Regions from separate parts of the Mus musculus genome. Here region 2 is linked to region 1. Evidence: chromatin loops called from intact Hi-C (ENCODE). Cell type or tissue: heart. All regions are shown on one strand. Region 1 has its middle 12 kb from the start of Lhfp. Region 2 overlaps Lhfp (lipoma HMGIC fusion partner).

Region 1 (8,000 bases):
TCAGAGCCTTTACCTAATCAAACCAACATGTCCCATCACTTGCCTGAGGAGAGATGGTCAAGCCCTTCCTGTGTTTCCGTTAGGGGTGAGGGCTTGAATAAATGCAGGCACTGGGATTGTAGGGCATTTTCTGCAATGTCCTGTGCTTGTTTCTTGATACTAGAAGCCCCCTAGTGTCCAAAGTGCAGCAAAGGGGGCACATCTTCCATCGTGTTTCCTGTAGGGAGGAAGGAAGGTAGTGGACTGCAGCTACACTGACTTTTCTGGTAATAATGACTAGCTTCCCAGCGCCTCTCTGTTCAGAACACTTTAACCTGTGAGCATTGTGTGGCTTAGTACAGAAGTGTTGAAAATACCAAGAAACCACAGGTTCTCAAATGCCTTCTCTGCTATTATGCATTCATTCTTTGGTCGATGGGGTTTCTCTGTGTAGCCCTGGCTGTCCCAGATCTCTCTGTGTAGACCAGGATGGTCTTGAACCCGGAGATCCACCTGCCTCTGCCTCTAGAATGCTGGGATTCAGTGTGTGAGCCACCACACCAGACTTACAAATGAACTCTTATTTTGGTCCTCATTTTTTGTTTTTGGTTGGGTTTGGTTTTCAACCTCACTGGGCTTTTCTTTCAGAGTCATGATTCTTAACCAGAAATTACACGTATTATGCTTACTGATAAATTGCTACATTCTTTCATGCCAGTTGCTGTGTTGAGACCATCATGGGTCTTATTTGAGCATGCGTGCAGCTGAGGGAGGGGACCGAATCACCTAGATTAGAGCAAGTTTGAATCTGGTGAACTGGAAGAGACACAAACATCTGCTGCTTGTGTGATGCCCTCTCATTTGCATTTTTAAGTGTAAAGAAAAAAAAAAGGAGGCACAAAAAAAGATACTTGTGAGATTTTAGCATAGTTAGGAGGCAGGAACACCCAGTTCTGGGCTTGATTTAGCTGCCAAATCGCTATCTGACCTTGGACAAGTAACACTGTAAAGTGGGGCATCCGATTATCCTGTTTCCCACACCAGGCACAGTGGGACAGCAATCCGAGATCCACTGGACTGCAGAAACAAAATCCAAGGACCCCAGAGATGGCTTAACAACACAAATGTCTTCCTCATAGTTGTGGTGGGTGTGGAGTTCTTCAGAAGACTCCGTATCCGCTGAAGCTAGCTTCCGGGCTCACTGACAGCTGTCCTCTTATCTTTCTCCAGTTCACCTTATCTGGCAGAGGGGAGGAGGTCCCTTGCTGTTGCAGCTGCTGCTGCTTCATCTTGATCATCATGATCTTCTTCTCCTTCCTTTTCCTCTTCCTCTTCTTCCTCCTCCTCTTCCTTTCTTCCTCCTTTTTCTTCCTCTCTCACCATCACTCATTTGCTGTGTCTGCACAGGGCAGAGAAGACAAGGGAGCTCTCTGGCCTTTTTCTTTTTTTAAAGCCCTGATTATAAAAGTATTTCCCACATATTTGTTCATCTCCTAATGACCCTCTCCCAAACACCATTGCGTCCAGGGCAATTAGACTGTGTAATGAGCCAGACAAGGCTGATGGCCAATCAGGCTGGTAGCAGATTTCTCGCCATAGTATGCAGGTAAAACCATATGGAGACAACGTTGAATGTCCAACAACATAGGAGAGACCCAGGTGAGCTGTCACACATACCCACAAACCCCAGAAAGGGAACCAAAGCAGACCAAATAACTACTGTACCAAAGCCCAGCTTGGCAAACCAATGGGTTTTAGTGTAGGAGTATGAGCAAGGGTTTACAGGAGCTCCGTGACTTAAAAACAGGTACATCAACTGAAGAGCAGACCCCAACACAGTTAACAAACCGCGAAGGCTGTAACCCACCACCACCCGGCCCTCTGCACAACTCAGACAGCTCTACAGAGCCAAGGAATCACTACAGTTAGGTCGCTTGATCAGCATCTCTTCCCCTGAAGTGGTTTGCTCCTCCTATAGCTGGGAAGGGAGTGGCCTTGTGACTCTTGAAGGCTTTTACCCTCCTAGACAAAGTGACATTCTGTTGACGCCAGTCTTCCCCACCCCCACCTCACTCTACCTCGCCCCAGGGAATGTTTCAGCTTGGGGGAATCTGCTTTAAGACAAGGTGACAGGCCCTTTTGTCACAGACAAACTTTTCCTCCTTGCCTTATTCCTCCATTGCTGACACAGAAATAACATCATGGTTATTTTTAAGGCCATAATAATAATGACATTGTGGTAATAGTACTAACCACTCAGAACTAGGGAAATTGTCTTTTTCTCAAAGTTTTTTCAAGTCCTTATTTCAGATCATCTGTTTGTCTTTTGTTTGTTTGTTTGTTTGTTTTTCCCTGCTGGACAGTTTCAGCTGAATTCTTAAGCATATTCAAGTTTGTACATTAAAAGACCACCCAGCACATGCAAATCTACATTTAAAACCACGTACTGAGGCTGGAGAAATGGCTTAGTGGTTAAGAGCACTTGGTGCTATTTTGAAGAAGCCAGGTTCAGTTCCCAGCACCCAGAGGGTGGTTCACAAACAGCCGTAACTAAGTCCAGTTCCAGTGTAGCCAATCTCCTCTTCTGACCTCCCTGGGTACCACACACACTTGTGGTGAACATGCATACATGCAGACAAAACACTCATACATAAAATAAAATAAAATAAAATAAAATAAAATAGTTAATTTAAAAAAAAAAAAAGCTCTGTCTACTGTTCTGAGAAATTTCAGCTAAGATTCATTTGCCAGGCTCTGACTAAGATCAAGTCCCAAAACACAACCTGGTGCCATAAACATAAAACCAACATTTTTTTAATAAAAAATATTTTTTGGCCAAATATTTTCCAAGTTAAAGTGTAACTGCAGTCAGAGGTAGACTAGCCAAGGCAGCACAGTGAATTCCTGCCCCCACAACTGGATTGGCCTAGATTTGATCTTGCAGGATGGTATAGCATCCACTCACGGGCTCTCTGATTTTTAGGTAAGTTATTTAATAACGTTTACTCATAGTGTTGTTTTGAAAACTAAAAAATGCATGTGAAAATTTTCAGCACATGGTAATTACTCAATAAGTGATAAATAATATTTAATAAGACTTTTACTATCTTAGAATCATCTGGTAACATGTCCAAACCTATCTAATCTATCCTTATAAGATACATTGCTATATAGAATTAGGTGATGGTCCAATAATGTATTGTTTTCCATTATTTATTTTATTAAATTATAGTATTTATTGATTTTATGTGTGCATATGTGTGTATGCATGTGAAACATGTCATGCCACCCATGGGTGGAGATTGGAGAATTCACAGGAGTCAGATCTCTCCTTCTCTCCTGTTGCTCCTTAGGACCAAACTCAGGCAGTCAGGTCGGAAGCGAGTGCTTTTCCCAGCTGAGTCATCTTACTGGCCTGCCGTGATTTAAGGGAGACACATTTAAGGAGAGGATTCACTCTACAGAGTTTATGAAGAATCCAAAATTTGGTTCCCAATACCAGGTATAATTGTGCATGCCTGTAACCCCAGACCAAGGAGATAAAGACAGTTGGCCAGTGCAAACAGAAGTTCAAGGGAAGCCTGGCTATATGAGATCTTTCTCTAAATAATAAATTCCAACCACATAAATAATCAGAATGCATCTTAATTTTAATGTATTGTTGGGTTTGCAATATTAAAATGATGATCAGGAAAAAATTTCCTTGTAATTGGTCTTTGATAATCTGGTATATCTATATGGTACATATATACATATATACATATACATATATTCATATATATATATGAATAAATGTTTACCCTGCATTCGTGAAATCCCAGTGTGAAGGCTTGAGAAAGCTTGCCTGCTGAAGAGGCTTTTGCTCCTCCTGCACTATCTCTGAGCCCATCTTGTCAATCCAGTCTAGCAGCCACCTAAGGCATTCTCCTCTGTAACTTGAGGACCAGGTGGTCACTGGAGTAATTTAGATAGGCAAAAGCCCTTTGGGTCACAGAAAACATTCATATGATCTCCAGAGTCCTTACTAAAAGGCGTTAGGTCAAAACCACAATACCACTTCCCTATTTTTCTCAATTCTAATAACTATTCTTGAAAATGATTACTGGGTCGGATAAAAAATAGTTTGCAAAAATATCAATAATCTTCAATTCTTGAAAAAAAAAAGTCACACACTGAAATTAATCAAATCCAGGAATCAGACCATAAGCTCAATGAACCTCTACATATTTAGAGAAGCCATTCAGACCAGAAGCTGTGACGCTTCACATAATAGTTTGTCATTTCAGTATCGCATCTATTTTATGCCCTTATCCTCCTCTTCTCCCCGTTTACTACCTCGAGTAGAGAGAGGTCTGAGCTCTAAGCAGGAGGAAGCGTGCTGAAACAGTACTAACTTTGAAGCTGATCTAGAAGCTCACATACACCAGTTCATGTCGACCAGGTTTGAGAACGTGAATGCTATTTTTTCTTCCTTACTTAGAAGAGAAATCTTTCCTGGAGGAAGAGTAATGGATAGGGTACTTTGCAGGTCTATCAAGGACTTCAGTGTTCAGCCAAAGACAGACTCAATCTCTCTCAACAGCGACACCTGCTGGGGCCTCCGGGGTATAGTTTGGTACTTCAAGGAGCTCATCAACTTTGTTTCCATTATTTGACGGCTTAAAAATTACTAGTTTCCCTGATAGAAAAATATATATTTCTATATTGGATATATTCCAATGAATATACGTAGGTATATCCCTCCACCCCAACACACAAACACTACTACTATCCGTTCTCTACTCTTCTCCATGAGTATAACTTTATCCTCTGGTCCTCGAAGGTGGGCTTGTCTGAGTGACCATACCCACACTGGTATATAGAAAGGGCAACAATGTAACTGCAGTGGGGAAGTCGACAGATACGGCTTCACCTGGGTGAGTAAGAGAACATCCCCACTGATGCTCTGTAGATACCAGGTATCCTTGCTGCCATACTGAGAGCCCAAACCCAGGCTAACCACACCAGAAGGTGAAGCCTGGGGACAGTGTACGCAATACATGCAAAAGTCTGCACCTGTCAATCCAGGAAAAGTAAAAGGAAATTCGGAGAAATTTGCTGTGCTGACTGGTTTTATGCCAACCTGACACAAGCTAGAATCATTACAGAGGAAGGAACCTCATTTAAGAAAATACCTCCAGGCTAGAGAGATGGCTCAGCGATTAAAAGCACTGACTGCTCTTCCAGAGGTCCTGGGTTCAATTTCTAGCAATCACATGGCGGCTCAAAACCATCTGTAATGGGTCCCTCTTCTGGTGTGTCTGAAGACAGCAACAGTGTACTCACATACATAAAATAAATAAGTCTTAAAAGTAAAAAGAAAGTGCCTCCATAAGATCAGACGGTGGACAAGCCAGTAGGGCATTTTCTTAATTAGTGATTGATGAGGGAGGGCTTAGCCCATTATGGGTGGTGCCATCCCTCAGCTGGTGGTCCTGGCTTCTATAAGAAAGCAGTCTGGGCAAACCATGGGAGCAAACCAGTAAGCAGCATCCCTCTATGACCTTCAGTCTCCTGCCGTGCACTGAATGCCTGCCCTCACTGCTTTTGATGGTGATCTGTTCTAAGAACTGGGAATGAAATAAACCCTTTTCTCTTCAAGTGGCGTTTGGTCATGGAGTTTCATTGCAGCAGAAGAAACTTTAAGGTGTTTGGTTAAGGAATATGAGGATCAAATTTAGCATCCTGAATGGATCTTTGTGCTAGAAAGGACAGTAAAACAAAAACTAGGGAAGAGTCCATTTGGTGAAAGTTTGGTTATTAGTTAATAAAATACCAATGTCAGTTTCTTGGTGTGAACAAATTTACCACAGGAATATAAGATTGACAATTTTTCTTTCTACTCAAATTTAAATTTAGTTGACATGAGAAGACACCAACATGGGTCAAGGGGCTCACCATGTTATCTTTGCAACTCTCATAATTTGCAAATATTCCAAAGTAGATTTTATTTCAGGACTATTATTTTCTCTATGTCCATCTCCATGTTGTGAGTCCTAAGGACTAGTTAAGCCTCACCTTTGAGAAACACGTTACAGGTCCATGTGTTTTCAAGACAGGCAGGCACTATCTCTCATTTAAGTTGCAGTTAGTGGTATCTGGCAAGCGGAATGATTCTTTCCATCCACCAAAGAGGAAACAGACTCAGGGGTTTTATTCCAACAGACTGACGTCATGCCAGGAGTAAGAAGCCGAGGGCCAAGCCACGGGGTTCTTACATGTCATCATGAGTTCTGCTCCAGCCACAGGTCTTGTGTCATGTGTCACATGTCACATGAGTTCTAGCAGAAGTGATTATACTGGAGGTGACCTGTACTGCCAAGGGCATACTGGATTTCACACATCTATGTTATTTCACTTCTTCATGTGAGGATTCAAGTGCTGATGACAAAATGAGAGTAGAAAAATGAAGCAAAAGAAAAAAAAACAAACAAACAAGTTAAACTTGAGACTTTATTCTCAGACTTCACCATGACATCATCGAGTTCTTCCTGGTAAGGAAAAATCCTCTACCATCCCTCTGTGTTCCATGGAAATGTCTTTGTTGAGTTTTCCTTTCCCCATCCCTGCATATCCACAGCGGTATTGAGTCATGGCAGAAGGAAAGTAAAGACTGAACATGAACAAATTCATGTTTAATTACATATAAAATTCCTCCCCTTAACAATTTCTCTTTCTACTCAAATTTAAATATAATTTTCAAACATATTTTAGCAAAAACAATTCAGTGCAGATGAGTATATTAAATTCCTTAGAAGTCTCAAATTATAATAGTTTCCCAAACTATTATACCCAGCTATAGGGTAAACAAAGGAGTCCCAAACACAGGGAAAGTCTAGATGTCTTCCTTATCTTCCTTGTTCAGAATCGTGACATTTTCAGGTCTAAAAACCAGTCTTTTTTTTTTAATTCCTATGAGTATGGACAGGGACAGGTGACAATGGCCACTGATGTGTGTCCTCTGTGTGTGGGCACATCAGTGATGTGTGTTGGTGATCAGGAGCGTAGTTGGATTTCCTAGGATATCACCACAGCAGCACACACTAAGAACAAACAGACATACGGATCAGCATGGATGTGCTGACCCCAACCACATCTGAGCATTTAAAGAGCATACAGGAGCAGACCACAAGGTGTTAATAAAACAGGGACCCACAAATCTTAAAGGAAATAATTTAGAGAGTATCTAAATGCAGGATATTACATAGTTTCAAAGAACCTAGATATTTATGTAATACAAAGGGTGAACTTGGTCAAGTCAAAGAGAACTGTGTGTGGCGCCACACAAGGTCAGCACTCCATCAGTTGAAACAGGAGGTCCTGGGCACCTTGTCAGCCCTGACTGGTAGATTTCTTACTTTAACCAGTGTGCTTTTATAACCTTCGTGTGGCCTTCCACTGGCATATGGTGGACCTACCAGGGGCCACACACTTGTGTTCTGGCCTTCTCCCAGCAGCTATCAACTGCCTATAGTTCCTTAGCTAGAGGTGTAACAAGGGTGAGAGCTTTTAAGGTCACTGATTTTAAGTCTTTATCCAACAAGTCTGTGATTACAGAGACTTGAGAGCTGCCACATGAGTGTGGAGAATCAAACCTGAGTCTTCCAGAAAAGCAGCTAATGCCCTTAATTGTTGAGCCATCTCTCCAGCACCCCCCCCCCCCACACACACACACACAAACCGTTTAAAAGTTATACTTTGAAATTTGCTTGCTAACTAGTGGTTTTCTGTATTAGTCTCAGTTCTCAGAGGGACAGAACTGATAGAATTAATCTATGTATAAAAGAGGATTTATAAAGTGGTTTACAGGCTGTGGTCCAGCCAGTTCAGTAATGGCTGTCTCCCAGTGAAGTCTGAGAGTCTAGCAGTTGTTCAGCCCATGATGCTGGATGTCTCAGCTGGTCTTCGGAATATGCCGGAATCCCAGAAATGTAGTTTCTAACATTAGTAAGTTAAGTGTGAGGGCAAGCAGGCAAAGAGCG
Region 2 (8,000 bases), 110 kb before region 1:
TCATCAAGACGGGAACATGGCAGCATCCAGGCAGGCATGGTGCAGGAGGAGCTAAGAATTTCTACAACTTCATCTGAAGGCTACTAGTAGAATACTGGCTTCCAGGCAGCAAGGATGAGTCTTAAAGCCCATGCCCACAGAGACACGCCTACTCCAACAAGGCCACACCTACTCCAACAGGGCCACACCTTCTAATGGTGCCACCCACTGGGCGGAGCATATGCAAACACTCATACTCCCCTAGTTCTCAGGCTCCTGAGAGAAGTCGACTTTTACTAGAACTATACTCATCTTCTTAGGTCTCCAACTTGCACATAAGGTCCCGTGAGACTTCTCAGCTCTAAAGTTACATGAGACAGTTCATATATGTAATGGAGACCCAATAGATATTTCTATGTGCATATTAATATATAATAGGCAGATAGATGACAGATTTTTATATGTATGCATTATATGGAGTAATCCCATATCTTGAATTATTACTGCATTTTATTTTATAGTTATAACTTTTGTTTTCAAATGTTCATATTATGAACATGTATTCATATTTTAAAAATGAACAGAGTTTACTGAATGACACTTAAATCTGAAAAATAGTTATGTTACCCAAGAGACTTATTTGAACATCCACTAAAAGGTGGAAGGATTTCTGTGGCCTAATCTCTGCCATGTCTCAGTTCTTAAGCCCTCAGTGAGCATCCTTGCTTGCCTGGTTTTCCCTTAGGGAATTGTGTTTGATGCAAAGAACTGAGACACTGCTCCAGTTACTGTGACTTTGCAGCTCAACCAGAAAACGAAGCCTTTCTGTGTCCCTAACTCCAGTCTAACATTAAAACGTTTCACACACACATACACACACACACACACACACACACACACACACACACACACACACAGAGAGAGAGAGAGAGAGAGAGAGAGAGAGAGAAAGAGAGAGAGAGAGTCCAAAGCCCTGTCTTCCTGGTTACTTTTTTTTTTTTAAACACATCATCCAATTCTTCCCCAGACAATAGCGTTTGATGATATCATGGTAAAGTCGTGGTATAGATTCCATTTCCTTTATTTTTATTTTTTTAAAGATGGAAACTGATGCAGTTTTCCTCCCTGGTTTTGGAATCCAAGTGGACCCAATTTAAGAGTTTATAGAAGCATCAAAAATCGATGAGCAGAGAAAGAAGATAGAGACACCAATGTAAATAGCTATTGACCAAGATCTGGGAATGGGCCAAAATATTCACCCAGCACATCCTCGGATCTTGCATTAGGAAGGGAGAGACACAAGACGGACTGCGTCTAGCTTTCCCTCTGGCAGATTTCAGGTGTTTAAGATAGCTTAATCCTTACCTTTCAGATTACTGACTGGGTCACAAGAAATATCACTGACATTTTTAGTTAAATGATTAGGGTTTTTTGTTTTTTTTGTTGTTGTTGTTGTTGTTGTTGTTGTTATTTTGTTGGTTTTTTTTTTAATCTAAAAACATCCATTAGGAGGAAGACCAATACAAAAATTGGTTTTTCTAGGATGCTATTTCTCTATACTTATTAATTATAGAATTCCATCTGAGATATGGCTTTATGCCCACAAGCCTCTTTCTTTTTGCCAATCCAAGCCTCCTTAAGCCGCAGGTTCATATGTTGCCTCCTAAGCACTTGGACAGCCAGCAGGGACTCTCAGTGCCTAATTCACACATTCTTTGTGTGGACCCAGGGAGTGCTCCCCTCTTAGTGGTGAACACAGTGTGGTTCCACCACGGACACACAGGCTTCAACTCTTACATACTTGTTATAAACTACAATTTCTATCAGGTGTCTCTTGTTTTGCTTAAATTGTTAGAAAATTTAGTCAGAGGAAATCTGTCTGGTCAGAAAAATAATTTCTTCGTTGAATCCCCATTTCTAAGCAGTATTGATGCTACCACAGAAATCAAGTATGGATAGACAACAAAGACCCCTCCTGCCCCCCTACCCCTGTTCCCTCTCCCGTCACACACACGATGATGTATGTTTCCTTTGGAGTCCCTATTTTATCAATGCAGACTTCCTTTAAGAGAAATAAGAATTCAATCAGGAGATTAGATTCAATTGTGGGAGTTTTAAATCCTGGGTTTTTTTCAGGCTGGACCTAATCAACATTCACAACTAGCAGGGTTGTCTTTCATTATGTGTAGAGGGTCTCTCACAGCCCCTCCTGGAGGGAGTCACACATCTGACTGCCTTCCACTGCCATTACCTTCACAATGACTGATGGACATTCTCCCTTCCCTTGTTTAGCCAGAGGGACTTACTGATATTTACAGTGGCAAACAGATGACCAACCGCGGCCTCTCTCGTCTGCAGACGAGGCACAGTTATCCATTTAGAAATCTCTGGCCTTCCTCATGGCCCATTTCCTATTCCCGAAATGTGCTCATCCCTTGTGTGTGTGTGTTCTGGGCTCACCCTCCTCTCATTTGTCAGTGAGCGCTACAGGAATACAAACCACGTTTGATATCAGATTAAGCAAAATACGAAGGATGATAAATCATCGAGAAAGATTATGTCGCATACAAAACGCAGACGGGGACATTTTAGGTGCATCCCACAATCTTCAGCATCAACATCACTATTCTCCAACAATGCCTCTGGGGATTTTTAATACCTTCCAGAAAGTTCATTTGTAAGTCAGATTCAGCGAATAAGGTTCAGGCATTTTTTTTAAGGTATTCTATAGTTAGTTCTGAAAGGATGCAACAGGAATCTCTCCTTTTCCCATCTCACAGCCAACCCGCAGTCATTGCCCAGCTCGCCGCTGACACCGCAGGTCAGTAGGGTGAAATAGGAAGAAGATTAAAAGAAAAAAAAAAAAAAACTCATTTTGCTGCTTACTAGATTTCAGATAAATGCAAGATTAGAATAGAAAACAGATTAAGGGAGTTTCCTTGGTGCCTTTTCTATAAAGAACCTTGAAATGTCAAATGCTTACACATTCCTTCCTTCTACTACAGCATAAACAAGAACTAGCCAACTTGGGCGTAGCTATGAAAAGGAGGACATTTTTAGGAGAAGGAACCAAAATGGAAATAAAAGAAACTATGAATGAATTCAATTCTTACAATCTAGAAATTGCGATGAAAGGATTTGACTCTGATGGTTCATAGCATTTACATTCAACACCTGGGCTGGTGATCAGAATTAACTTATTGTTAAAATGATAGCCATTATGATGATGGTGGTTGATGTGGTGGCAGTGATGATGGTGGTGGTGGTGATGAGGATGACTGGCATTTCCTGATCCTCTGCTAAGTACTAGGCTACGTGACATACACTCCAATATGTCTAATCCTTGCAACAACCTATTGCTCTTCCTGTTTTGCTGAGAAGAAAACCTGCACTCAGGGATAAGTGATCAGCTCAAGGCTTCAAAGACAGCTGAGTCACCCAGGTCTGGAACTAAGTCTGGCTGACCGTTCCTTACCTACATGATGTTGTCAATGCCTGGTACCATCTCTCCAGGTCTCATTCTCTTAGTGAGACTGGAAGCGTTCATTGCCGTGTGGGGATGGGCTGTTCCTGGGTGTTAAGTGCAAGAATTCCATGTCTTTACATCACTCCACTCTACCTGGTGGAGCGCTCAATAAACACTATTGACAGCCTCCATTTGGGTAGGGAATTTCCACCTGCTGGAGTGCTTTTTGTTCCCACAGCACAGCTACCTGAGGCAAAAACAGTTGCTCTAAAGAGAGGGTAGAGCTTTTGCTGTCAACAGTATAGATCAGATCAGCTAAATGCATTTCAATCCTGTTCTATTGTGTTTAAATGGGAGGGAGATATACAAGCCCATCTCAGGTAGTGTCAACAGACATCTCAGAGGCAGACAGAGGCGATTGCCAGCCATTGATGGGTTCTGGGATATCGGTATAAACTGTATCATCCCAAGAGGTTTACTGAGTATTACTGCCAACTGCGGTCAGGGTATCTTGATTCTTTCCAGATACAGAGTTGCCAAGATAAGAGAGGCATTGCAGTCTGTCACTACAGAGAGAAAGCACAATCTCCCAGCATGAAAAGCAGGGGCCACCTTGAGCCCCTTTGAGAGAATAAAAGAAAGTACTAGCATACCAAGGAAACTGATGTCAAGAGGGAACAGTGTTGATCCCTGCTGGACTACCCAGCCTTCATCATTCCAAATGAGGGCTGACCCTAAATAACAGCCAGAAGTCATGCTTTTGTTTATTATTAAAAGTCTACAAAAATTGTGTGAATGTCCTTAACTCATTTGATTGTGCTTAATGAGCAGGTGTCAGAGACTAGAGGACAATTCTGCTGTCTTTTTAGGCACTGCTTCTTGATGCTATGTCAAAGCTCAACTTCATGGAGTAGAAATTGAGAGCTCGTTAGTATAGGAAATGTGAGCTGCTTCTCAAATGAGTATAATACTGGAGGTTTGGAGACTGTCACAAACACAAGAGTCTACTCCAGGAGGCAGCTTTGTGCACACTGTTAAAAGTGACAAACGGGTCAACAGCCAAACAGGCAGTGCTCGGCTCCTCTCACACTATTCAAAAGAGCAGTGGAGAAGGATTACATTCTTAGTCCTCAAAATCTGTGAGACCATTCTCCAGTTAAGAGCACCGGCTGCTCCTGCAGAGGACCTGGATTCCATCCCCAAAGCCCACGTGGTAGCTAACAAGCATCTGTAACCCCAGTCCCTGGGGATCCAATGCCCTCTTCTAACCTCTGAGTGTACAAGGCGTGCACGTGGTGCGCATAATCACACAAACACTCATACATACAAAACAAAACAAATAAATCGAAAACGGAAGAGCACAAAAGGACATTCTCCCATCTTGAGTGCACAGGATGGTGCTTCTGGCCCAGGGCGCCCCTATTTTTCTTTGACTGCACCATTGACTCCCTAAGGACCTTGAGCAAAGCACTTCACCTTCCTGCATTTTCATATATTCAACTGTGAAATAAGAAAGATAACGACAATAAGGCCTTACACCTACGCACCTCACTGAAGTGTTTTATGGATTAATCATGTTGTCTCTGAATGTGCTCCTATGCCTTAAAGATTGTGACAACAGTTAGCAAATACCCACAGTGATGTAGTCTCGATGGCCCACAGAATTACATCAGGGACTGTGTGTGGTAAACTACCTTCAGGTTACTGTGTGGGGCAGGCCTTAGGGGACATTAAAAGAAATACATTGCTTAATTGATTATGCTATTTACTCTAGAGAAGAAGAGGGAAAATTTCAGTTAAACAATCTTATCCATCACTAACGGTGGAGTGCACCCACTTCCTGCTTCATGTATTGGAATCTCTCTCACAAAGGTGAGGTCACTTGACAGACGATCAGCATAAGGTTTCTACAAGTGGGGTTAGTACCCTGGGAAGCAAAGCTCGAGGGTGCTCATTTATCTTTCCAATACATACCAATGCTATAAGAAGGCACAGTCCGTGGGAGCAGGGCTCTGCCAGTCTGTGCCCTATAGGACTTAGACTGGGACTTCACAGACTCTAGAACCATTAGGAATAAATATTTATAGTTATTTTTATCTCAGAAGCCAGTTTAGTGGGAACCATGAAGTATTAACCCTAGCACTTCTGATGCCAACTCTGAAGATGGGTAGATAACAGGTAAGTTGATTTCTCTCCTCTGTCCAGGAAGTCTGTTCCTTTCCCCCAACCACCCTTTACATGCCTTCTCTGTTTGGGATGACCTTAGACAGGACCAACTTTCCTAGTCACATGAATAGAATCATGACTCTAAACGGAAGCCATGACTGTGCCTTTTTAATCACACAATACGCAGCTGACTGCAATATACTTTATGTTGGCATTTGTCCCTTTAGACTCAGTTTCTAGAGCCAAACCATGGCTCTCATTACCTGAGGTGTAACAGGAAGCTGGTTTTCCCAGCTCCTGGCCACAAAGTAAATGGTGCTGGTTCATCTTAGGCCTTCTTAGTTACTTATCACTAAGTAACTAGGCTCCATGCCCACTTCTTAGCTGCTATAATGAGGGTTTATAGGCACAATTTGCAGTCTATGCTCCTTACCATGAAATTGGAAGGTATGGACAAAAAGGGTCTATCAATAGAAACGTGTAGGGTTTCTGTGGCTCCTTTTTCTTCCTGTGTGCGTCCCACTTCTACACAGTATCAAAGGCTTGCATCTCAAGCCTCCTGTTAGAACAGACCTGCTTAAGCTGGGCGTCGTGGCTCACACCTTTAATCCCAGCACTTGAGAGGCTGAGGCAGGCAGATTTCTGAGTTCGAGGCCAGCCTGGTCTACAAAGTAAGTTCCAGGACAGCCAGGTCTACACAAAGAAACCCTGTCTCGAAAAACCAAAAGAAGAACAGACCTGTTTGCAATTAGTCAGTCCTGTTGGACTCTGTTGCACAGTGCTCTGTGGTATCTCATTAAGTGGTTGTTTAGTGCTCACATCAAAACTGCACAAAGATTATTATTAAAAACCTGGCCATGTGTAGGTAGGGCTACAATTTTTTAGATAAAGTTCCTGGGGGGAATTCCTTTGCAAAGCTGACAGCTTCCTCTCTTTCTAGAACTTACATGAAGACTTTTTAATACAGCACTAGCCTGGAGGTCAGGTGTCCCTAGGGCAAGCAAGATGCTTCACAGTTTACGAAGCAGTGTTTTTCTCAAAAACAGTTTTCATGATCTGTCAGTGTACACATTGCTTTCATACAGACCAAAGCAATGAAGAACTGTGCAGCAGCTTTCTGAATGACCAATTCTGAGTTTCCTATACAACATTCAGACACGGAGAAGTTTACAGACCCATAACAGCAATAGTCCATATAAACACTAAAAGGCAGTAGAGATGAAATTAAAAGCAAGTGCCATTGAAATCAGTTGTAAGCTTCTGTTTCTCCAACCATGGCTGGAAACCTTCAGAGAAGAAGCATCAGGCAATGACAGCAAAGAAAAGTAGGAGGAGCCGAGAGTGATGGAGTCTACCTTCTTCTACTTCTCTTCTCCCTCTCCACAGATCTCAAGCTCTTTCAAGACTGGAAAAACTCACACTGAGTGACACAAATAAGCCTTATAAGACGTGTTCCAAAGAGGGACAATCCTAACTTTTCCTGAGACAGGGAAATTGAAAGAGCAACTCTTTGATGGGGTTAGCTGCCAACTTGACAGAGCCTAGAGTCACCCTGAGAGCTGGGTGTCTGGCTTGCCCGTAACGGATCATCTTTATGTTCATGGATTCGGGAAGACTCATCATGATTGCGGGCAGGCATTGAATGGAGAAGAGCCAAGCTGTAGCATGCTCCCACTCTTCTCTGCTTTCTGGTTGCAGATGCAGTGGGACCAGCTGCCTCCAGCCCCTGCAGTCTTGCCCTCCTTGCCACAACGGACTGCACCTTGAAACGTGAGTTAAAATAAATCCTTCTCAAAGCTTCCTCCATTGAGGTATTTCATCACAGCAACAGGAAAAGAATAGGGACAGTCTATCTCCACTCTGGGAAGCAATCGTGCTGGGTACAACAGCTATTGGTTGCTGGAGTGTCCTGGGAACAAGTCTGTAGTAACAGCTACATCTGTGGCCATGCAATTAGCTGTGTAGCCAAGCAGCTCCCATAAAACCACAACTCCGATTGCTATTCGAGCTGCTAATATGAACAATTAAAGCAATAGCATCACAAAGTCTTAAAGATGCTGTGATTATTTATTTATCTGAAAAGCAAAGCCAAAGAAAGCCAAATGCTAAGGATACATCTTTTCTTTATTCACCATTTCTTATTTTCCTTATTTGGCTCAGGGCTTTTCTCTTGTTACTGTTAATTCTCTTCCATATTTAATGAACTCTGGTTTTCCTGGAAGTCTTCCTAAGAGCTCAGTATTATATCTGGGTACTTCCAATCATACCAGGCAGGTGGGCAGAATAATAGCCCTCTAAAATGGACAGTCAACTCCACCCCCACTGGAATGAGGATGCCTCTGCTATGCAGTACACTCAAGCTGTGCAATAAAAATAAAGATAATGACTG

What was found. Peaks named below come from ENCODE experiments on the same cell type or tissue, not always from the same donor. Only the 100,000 strongest peaks of a DNase experiment are listed, where the experiment ranks them.
Region 2: it touches region 1 in a loop (2.2-fold over the local background); 1 of 42 quality-filtered maps calls a loop at or near these places.

What each region holds. Positions count from the first base shown.
Region 1 is chr3:53,025,795-53,033,794 of GRCm38, reverse strand. No RefSeq gene overlaps it. Among named protein-coding and RNA genes, the nearest start is that of Lhfp, 12 kb to the left of the region's middle. In heart, CTCF peaks have their summits at 179 (motif pointing left) and 4,574 (motif pointing left); no DNase peak of the experiment used is centred here.
Region 2 is chr3:53,139,379-53,147,378 of GRCm38, reverse strand. The region is part of intron 2 of Lhfp (lipoma HMGIC fusion partner); the gene reads right to left. Among named protein-coding and RNA genes, the nearest start is that of C130075A20Rik, 51 kb to the right of the region's middle. In heart, no CTCF peak of the experiment used is centred here; a DNase peak (open chromatin) is centred at 4,688.